Linked DNA regions of Homo sapiens: region 1 is linked to region 2. A link is a contact called in ENCODE Hi-C data. All regions are on one chromosome and are shown on one strand. Each heading gives the region's core, a stretch centred on a gene start or an enhancer-like site at or near the end of the contact. The rest is flanking DNA. Distances are from core to core; before and after follow the strand shown. Region 1 overlaps PATJ (PATJ crumbs cell polarity complex component). Region 2 holds the start of NFIA-AS2 (NFIA antisense RNA 2).

What was found. Hi-C counts contacts between places; a loop is a spot of excess contacts on that map. Pooled maps may share reads with other maps.
Region 1: a map of PC-3 shows a loop between it and region 2 (9-fold over the local background). The contact joins the enhancer-like site here to the promoter of NFIA-AS2 in region 2. A Hi-C loop is called at or near these places in 2 of 168 maps with a recorded cell type or tissue (IMR-90 and PC-3) and 8 of 50 pooled maps.

The regions. Positions count from the first base shown.
Region 1 is chr1:62,067,475-62,070,925 of GRCh38, reverse strand. The region is part of intron 31 of PATJ (PATJ crumbs cell polarity complex component); the gene reads right to left. Among named protein-coding and RNA genes, the nearest start is that of MIR3116-1, 9.6 kb to the left of the region's middle. Within about 2 kb of position 1,790, at least 7 of the 41 ENCODE cell types and tissues checked have a DNase peak (open chromatin) inside an H3K27ac peak, as active enhancers do.
Region 2 is chr1:60,968,916-60,972,428 of GRCh38, reverse strand. NFIA-AS2 (NFIA antisense RNA 2) reads left to right here and starts at 1,689. Exons shown (of 7, transcript NR_110617.2): 1 at 1,689-1,881.

The DNA of each region.
Region 1 (3,451 bases), core at 541-3,040, 1.1 Mb before region 2:
AGTTACAATCTCATCCTATGTCCTTAATTCCCCATTGGTTTACAACCTGAAAGATTTAACCCCAGTAAGCACTATCCTGAGACTGGAGCCTAGGTCTCCTGGATGACCATGCCTACACTTAGCTGCCTACTTTCTAACTGATTTTTGGGGGGCCAGACTTATCTCACTCATTCAGATTCTCTTTAATTTTCCCCTTCTATGAGAAAGATCCTAGGACTGCTCCCCTGCCCTTTATAAATTTTGCTTCTAAACAGATGATATGATATAAAATGAACTAAAAAAATTACCTCCTCTTGTAATTCTTCCCTTAGCCCCTGGGTGGTGCCCCTTCCACAAGATGAACCAATGAATTTTATCACTTATTTGCAAGATTATATTGTATCTTTTTATGTATGTGTCTCCCATATCTTAATATGATCGACTTTGTCTTATTTCTTTCTTCAACATATGGCAGAATAGAATATGGGCTTTATAAAGTGTTAGTGCTGAGTGAATCAAAGTTCGGGAACTTAAATCTTAAATGCACCCACGTGGATTTGAGAACCAGCCATGAAAGGAAGGTCACACAGTGAAGATGACTCTGTGGCCTTTACTTTAAAGGATCACACTTGAAAAGAGAGAAAAAAGACGTGAAAAGGTCAATAAGGCTCATGGGAATTTTTAGAGGAAAAACTCTAACCTGCCTCGTAAACAGAAACTATTGGTGTTACTCCTACCAGTGTGTATCAAATGGCCTTAGGAGGAGCAAAAGTAAGTGCCTCTGTTTGAAAATGATATTGTAGATCTGCAATTCGACCTTGGTTTCAACCCCAATTAACCAGCAGTGGGACAAAGGACCTGACTTCCCAAACTACAGGTTTAAAAATCCAATTTGCACATCACATGGAAGAAGTACTAATTTGGTTTTATTCTTCCTTATCATTTGAACTTTTTAGAAAAAAGAAATGGCACTGGAATAACAGCCAGATAATCTGGGTTCAGACTTGTTCTGCTACTTACTAGCAGTAATAGTGTTTGGAAACCTTCATTTTTTTATTAAGAATGCAATAACTGCTACCTGAATAAGGGGTTGTGAGCAAAGTTGAATTCAATACATGCTTACTGAGCACCTACTACATGCCAGCACAAACAAAAAGAAAAACAGAGGAGCCCTTGCCCTGAGCACATTTACAGACCTAGTGAGACAGATGTTAAAGAAATAATCATAGAAATGAATACAACTGAATGGTAGATGCGTGAAGGTGTGTGGTGGGTAGCAGGAGCCTGAAGTGTCAGTTTCCTTCCTTTTTTCTTGTCCTCAAAAATGTAGAAGGAATAGATGAGAAAACTGGATTTCTGAAAAGCATCTGGTCTGACGCACTGTCTCATTTCTTATATTGATTACTCTTAAACATCCGAGCCAAGGGATGGAGCTGGTACGTGATGATGATGAAAATTATGACAGCTAAAATCTCCTGAGTATGTGCCTGTTACTGAGCTAGGCATATTACCCATTTGTTGGTGTACACAACAGACCTGTGTATTAGGGACAATTATTGCTCTTATAATTATTGCTCTTATAATATAATTGAGGTATAATTATATACCTCAGCAGAGCTGAGGTAACTGCGGCACAGAGAGGCTAAATTATTATTTGCCAAGCCAGAACTTAACTCAGACACATCTTGCTGCAGAGCCCTTGCTCTTAACTGAGTAAACCTTCAGGGAAAGGGAAAGTACTGTTTACCTCCTCCCAGCAACACACGCAAGATTCTTAGCCAGCAATGACATAGTGATTCCGTTTTTAGATCCAATATCAGGTCAGAACAAGTCATGCCTGCTTATTTTAAACTTGGGTTGGGAAAAAAAATCATGGCAGTAGCCACGGCAGTGACCTTGGGTCGCTTTCCTTCATATTTTGTGTTTAAACATGAATTTATAATTTGCTAATTGCCCAATTATTACACAAAAGGAGCTCTTAATGCCTTCAAAACTGAGGTTTGGGGACATTCTAATGTGTTTACTTTGCAAGGGACCCCTAAAAAAGAAGAATGAAGAAATGTTGTAGAAAGGTCATCTCATTTCATGAAATAAACTGATATGACACATTCTGGCAGCATGATGCTATAATCTTCAGCACAGCACTATGAGCTCTGAAAGAAAATGCTTTGTGGGCCAGGAAAATTACTGTGATCAAGTGAAGGAGCTTCTGAAGGGTGGACATAAAAGGCAACACTGGCAATATCCCATATAACAGATGGGTGACATGTCCAGCTGACAATCCCCAAAGCTGGTTGATCTCTGTCCCAAAGCTGGACAATCAAAATGCCCTGTCTCTCTGGCCACAGTAACTGGTCCAAGGGTGGACACTTGAACCACACAAGAATATTCTACGGATTTTCCAAAGTAGACCCAAGGGAAGAGTCAGCTCTTTTCTGGCAGAGAGGCTTAGGAGCTTTGGGCAGCCATACACACATCAGGCTGAAGAAGCACATCTGCAGGAGGAAAGTCAGATAAACAGAGAGAACCCTGGCAGCAGCAGGCCTCTGGTTCCAACCACCTCTGAGGCTAAGTGTCAACCACACGCTGCCTGCAAGTATATGAAAAACAAACAAACTAACTAACAAACAAACAAACCTCTAGCCCTTGAGTAAATTTCTCCTTTTGTCTAAGTAATGTCAAATTGAGATTCTGTCACTTGCAACAAAGAGATCCCTAATTGAAACAGGGTGGAGCCCATCTCTCCCAGAAAATATCCACCAGGATAACAAACTCAGATGCATCCAGGCATCAGGCTGCAAGGGAGCCAACTGAAGGTGAATGACGTGAACTGAGTATAAGACAACAAATTAGGCCAGGCGCGGTGGCTCACGCCTGTAATCCCAGCACTGTGTAAGGCCGAGGTGGGTGGATCACTTGAGTTCAGGAGACTGGCCTAGGGAACACGGTGAAACCCCATCTCTACAAAAAATACAAAAATTAGCCAGCCATGGTGGTGCACACCTGTGGTCCCAGCTACTCAGGAGGCTGAGGTAGGAGGATCGCTTGAGCCCGGGAGGCAGAAGTTGCAGTGAGCTGAGATCGTGCCACTGCACTCCAGCTGGGGTTATAGAGTGAGACCCCATCTCAAAACAAACAAACAGAGATGGTGGTTCAGCCTAAAAGCATTCAAATTTAACAATTCTTAAAATATGCCCATCAGACAAACAACAAACAAACACTAATGTTTACTACTACTTTTGGTCCTTGGGCTTCCATTTTGTAGCTGAAGCTGCCTTTGCAAAATTATGACAGTAAGAGAAATGTGACATAGTTGACTTGATCTAGCTTCTTGACCACCTCACTGTCCTTGATCATTCCTGCATGTAGGCCATAGTAACTCTGGGAGGAATTTAGTGGATAGTTTAACTTGAAAGCAAAGATGATAATAGTCCCCACCTAAAACTAACCCCTTTCTTGCTTAGGGATCAAA
Region 2 (3,513 bases), core at 440-2,939:
ATTATGTGTGTATGTGTGTGTATGTGCATGCATATGTTCAAGTGTGTGTGCGTATGTGTGTAGCTAAGAATAATCTCTGGTCCTCCAGTTAGTATGATTTGAGAGTTTGCTATCATCATCATTGCAAGGCTATGAAGTGAACTAATTTCCAGACACATAGCGCAGACAAGAGTCACAGATTCTGAGAAGAGGGAGAATTTATTGTCAGCAGGAATGGTCAGGACAGGCTTCAATGAGGAGGTAAGAAGATGTTAAGTGGATCTCGAAGGATAGAATCACAGAGTTGGGAGTTGAAGAGACTTCAGCATTCATGCAATCATATGAGTTTATCTCATAGAAGAAATCTAGGACCACAAGGGAGAGGTGATCATGCCATGTTTATCCAGCTAGTTGGGGACAGGGCCTTGACTGGAACCCAGGTCTCCTCCAAACCATGCCTGTCTGAATTTTTCTGGGCTAGAAAAATTAGAAACCCTGCATCCCCAGTCAATACTGGTGCTCCCTCTTGTAGTCCTCACTCCACTCTAAGCACCCTTTACTACCTTTCCTCTGCCATCCCTTTGGGAGAGATGCAAGTGAGCAATGAATTCGACAGTGATAGGAAAGACCTCCTACAGAAGCAAGGGACTTGATAATCTATAAACAGTTCCTGGGTAAAAACCATGAATGTGTACAGAGCACCTACTATCAGGTGCTTACTGAATTTTCTCAATCTCCACCGTAACTGCTATCATTCTTTGTACAGATAAAAAACCAAAAGGCTTAGTTTTGTAGTATCTTAGTTTTGGTAATTTTCCCAAGATCTCACAAAAAGAAAATGTTTGAGCCAGGATCCGAACAATGGTTTATAAGATTCTTCTATCCACCCACCCATCCATCCACCCACCCATCCCTGCACACACCCATCCATGCACACACTTATCCACCCACCCATCATCCATCTGTCTATCTGTTCATTCATCTTTCCATCCAAGAAACCTTTACTGAGAGTGTGTTCCATGTAAGGCAGTGTGCTTGGTGGTATGGAGCTAAGGAGATACATAGCCCCCTGTCCTCATAGAGCTGAGTGGGGCCTCCTTGAGGGTACTGTTGGGATAGTGTTAGGGAGGAGAGTGATGAGGAAATGGTTTATGTGGAAACTGGGCACTTGGGAAGACCATGACAAGAGGATCAGTGGGTTGCTCCCTGACTCCTGCTTCTAAGGTTGCAGATGAGTGCCCAGCTGGCCAGCTGGCCACTGGCATAGTCTGCCTCTTTGTGTAAAAACTAGTGGAATCACATATGTGCTGCTCCCAGATGCAGTCTCGGCACCAACACCTTCCAAGCAGGAGGTTCTGTCATGGTGCTGCCTGCCAAGCCTTGTCCAGAGGACTGAGGCCACTTGGCCAGTTGCACTGGGCCCTGTGCCTGTGCAGAGACTGTCTCACCACAGCAGCTGGGGGCGGCAGGGAAGGGCAAGAGCTTCTTTTGTGTGTGTGTGTGTGTGTGTGTGTGTGTGTGTGTGTGTGTGTGTGTGTTTAAGCTGGAAAGAAGCCCTTTTTCACTGTGCTCTGTACTTGAGATATTTCACTGAGTGGGAGACAAAGAGGCTTTGTGTGCTCTTCAAAGTGCTCTCTGCTGACTGTGATACACATCCAGGAAAAACCCAGACCAAAGCCATGAAGTCACCCCAAGTTCAAACCCAAAATGCAATTTGCAGTGGTTAGAAATGACAAAGGATGGGTGGTAGGATCCAGAGAAAAAACAGTGAAACCCGATGGACCTTAAATAGATCTGAGGGCACTGATTTGATTATTTTGGGTGAAATCTTTTAAGAAAATCTTGTCAGATTCTTCACAGAAAATTTGGTAAAGCCTATATTTCATCGCCAGCCTAGCAAAGGTAAGACCCACGTTAATTTTCTTGGAATATCACTGTTGTTTTTATTCTTAGGGTGTATGTTAGGGAGAAGAGCAGGGAGGTAGTTTGTCAGATGTTGTTCTTTCCTTGTTAAGCTTCACCTGTTCTTAAGAGCAACTTGCACTTTGTCAGCCACAGAATAGTGCCTGCCGTTCAGGCCAGTGTTTTAGATATAATTGAATTGCTGGGACGCATTAAACATCATAGGGTTTTTAGCGGAGAAATAATTTAATGATGTGGCCTTTAGGATTGTTAATTAGCACTGTCTGTATGAACATGTAACAATAACACCACCTACCGTAAAAGCGAATGTTCTACACTTCAGGACACTCATTTCTTTAGGGCTTCCCGCAGAGAAGCAGTCATTAACTCTTTTTTTGACAAATGCTTTTAGACATGCTCTGTAGGGCCGTGAATTCACCCTTCCCTCCAATCCTGAATCCTTCTCTGCATTTATCCACAAGGCAAGCTGGCAAACAGGGAAACAAGGAGAACTGTGTGCTCAGCCCTCCAGAGTGGCACGGATTATGAGGAGGTGATGGTCCTTCCCCGCCAAGATCCTGAGACACTGTCACTCCGGAATCCAAAAAGAGATTCAGGCAAGGATGTGGGAAAGTTGGAACCCTGCATGCTGTTGGTGGGAATGCCAAATGGTGCAGCTGCTATGGAAAACAGTATGGAGGTTCCTCAAAAAATTAAAAATAGAATTACCATATGATCCAGCAGTCCCACAGGGTATTTATCCAAAAGAATTGAAATGAGGATCTTGAAGAGATATTAGTACTCCCATGTTCATTGCAGCACTATACACAATAGCCAAGATGTAGAAATGAACTAAATATCCAACAACAGATCAATGGATAAAGAAAATGTGGAACACACACACACATACACACACATCCCAGAATATTACTTAGCCTTAAAAAAGAAACTCTAAAATATGTGACAACATGGATGAATCTTGAGGACATTATACTAAATGAAATAAACCACTCAGAGAAAGACGAAACTGCATGATTCCACTTATGTGGGGTATCTAAAATTGCCAAATTCGTAGAATCAAAGAGTGCAATGGTGGTTGCCAGGAGCTAGGTGGAGTGAGAAATGAACAGTTGTTAATCAATGGACATACAGTTTTAGTTAAGCAAGATGAGTGAGTTCTAGAGATCTGCTGTACAACGCTTTACCTATGGTCAATAATACTGTATTGTGTGCTTAAAATTTTGCTAAGAAGGTGGCCCTCATGTTACGTGTTCTTACAAAGTTAAAAAGGAAAAAAGTAATGGGATTGGCTCACTGGAGGAGAAGCTGTTGGCTTGCATCCTGCCTGCCCTGATGAAGGGAATGGTCAGGGGCTTGTTTCTCTGCTGGAGTTCAGGCGGGTCTGTCTGAGCCATGGGTCTGGAGGAGGCCTGCATAGGCAGCATGCCATAGGTTTCTCTGGCTTCCTGAGAACAGAGCCTGATAATGATGGAGAAATGAGAGCTTCCCACTCCTTCTTCTGTTTACATTAGAACAGCCAAGTGTTTCTTCAACCATCCACCATTCCCTTATGTCACATGTCTTCTGAAGACACTTTACCTCTTCAGTGAGGCAAGAGCAGCAGCATGAAGG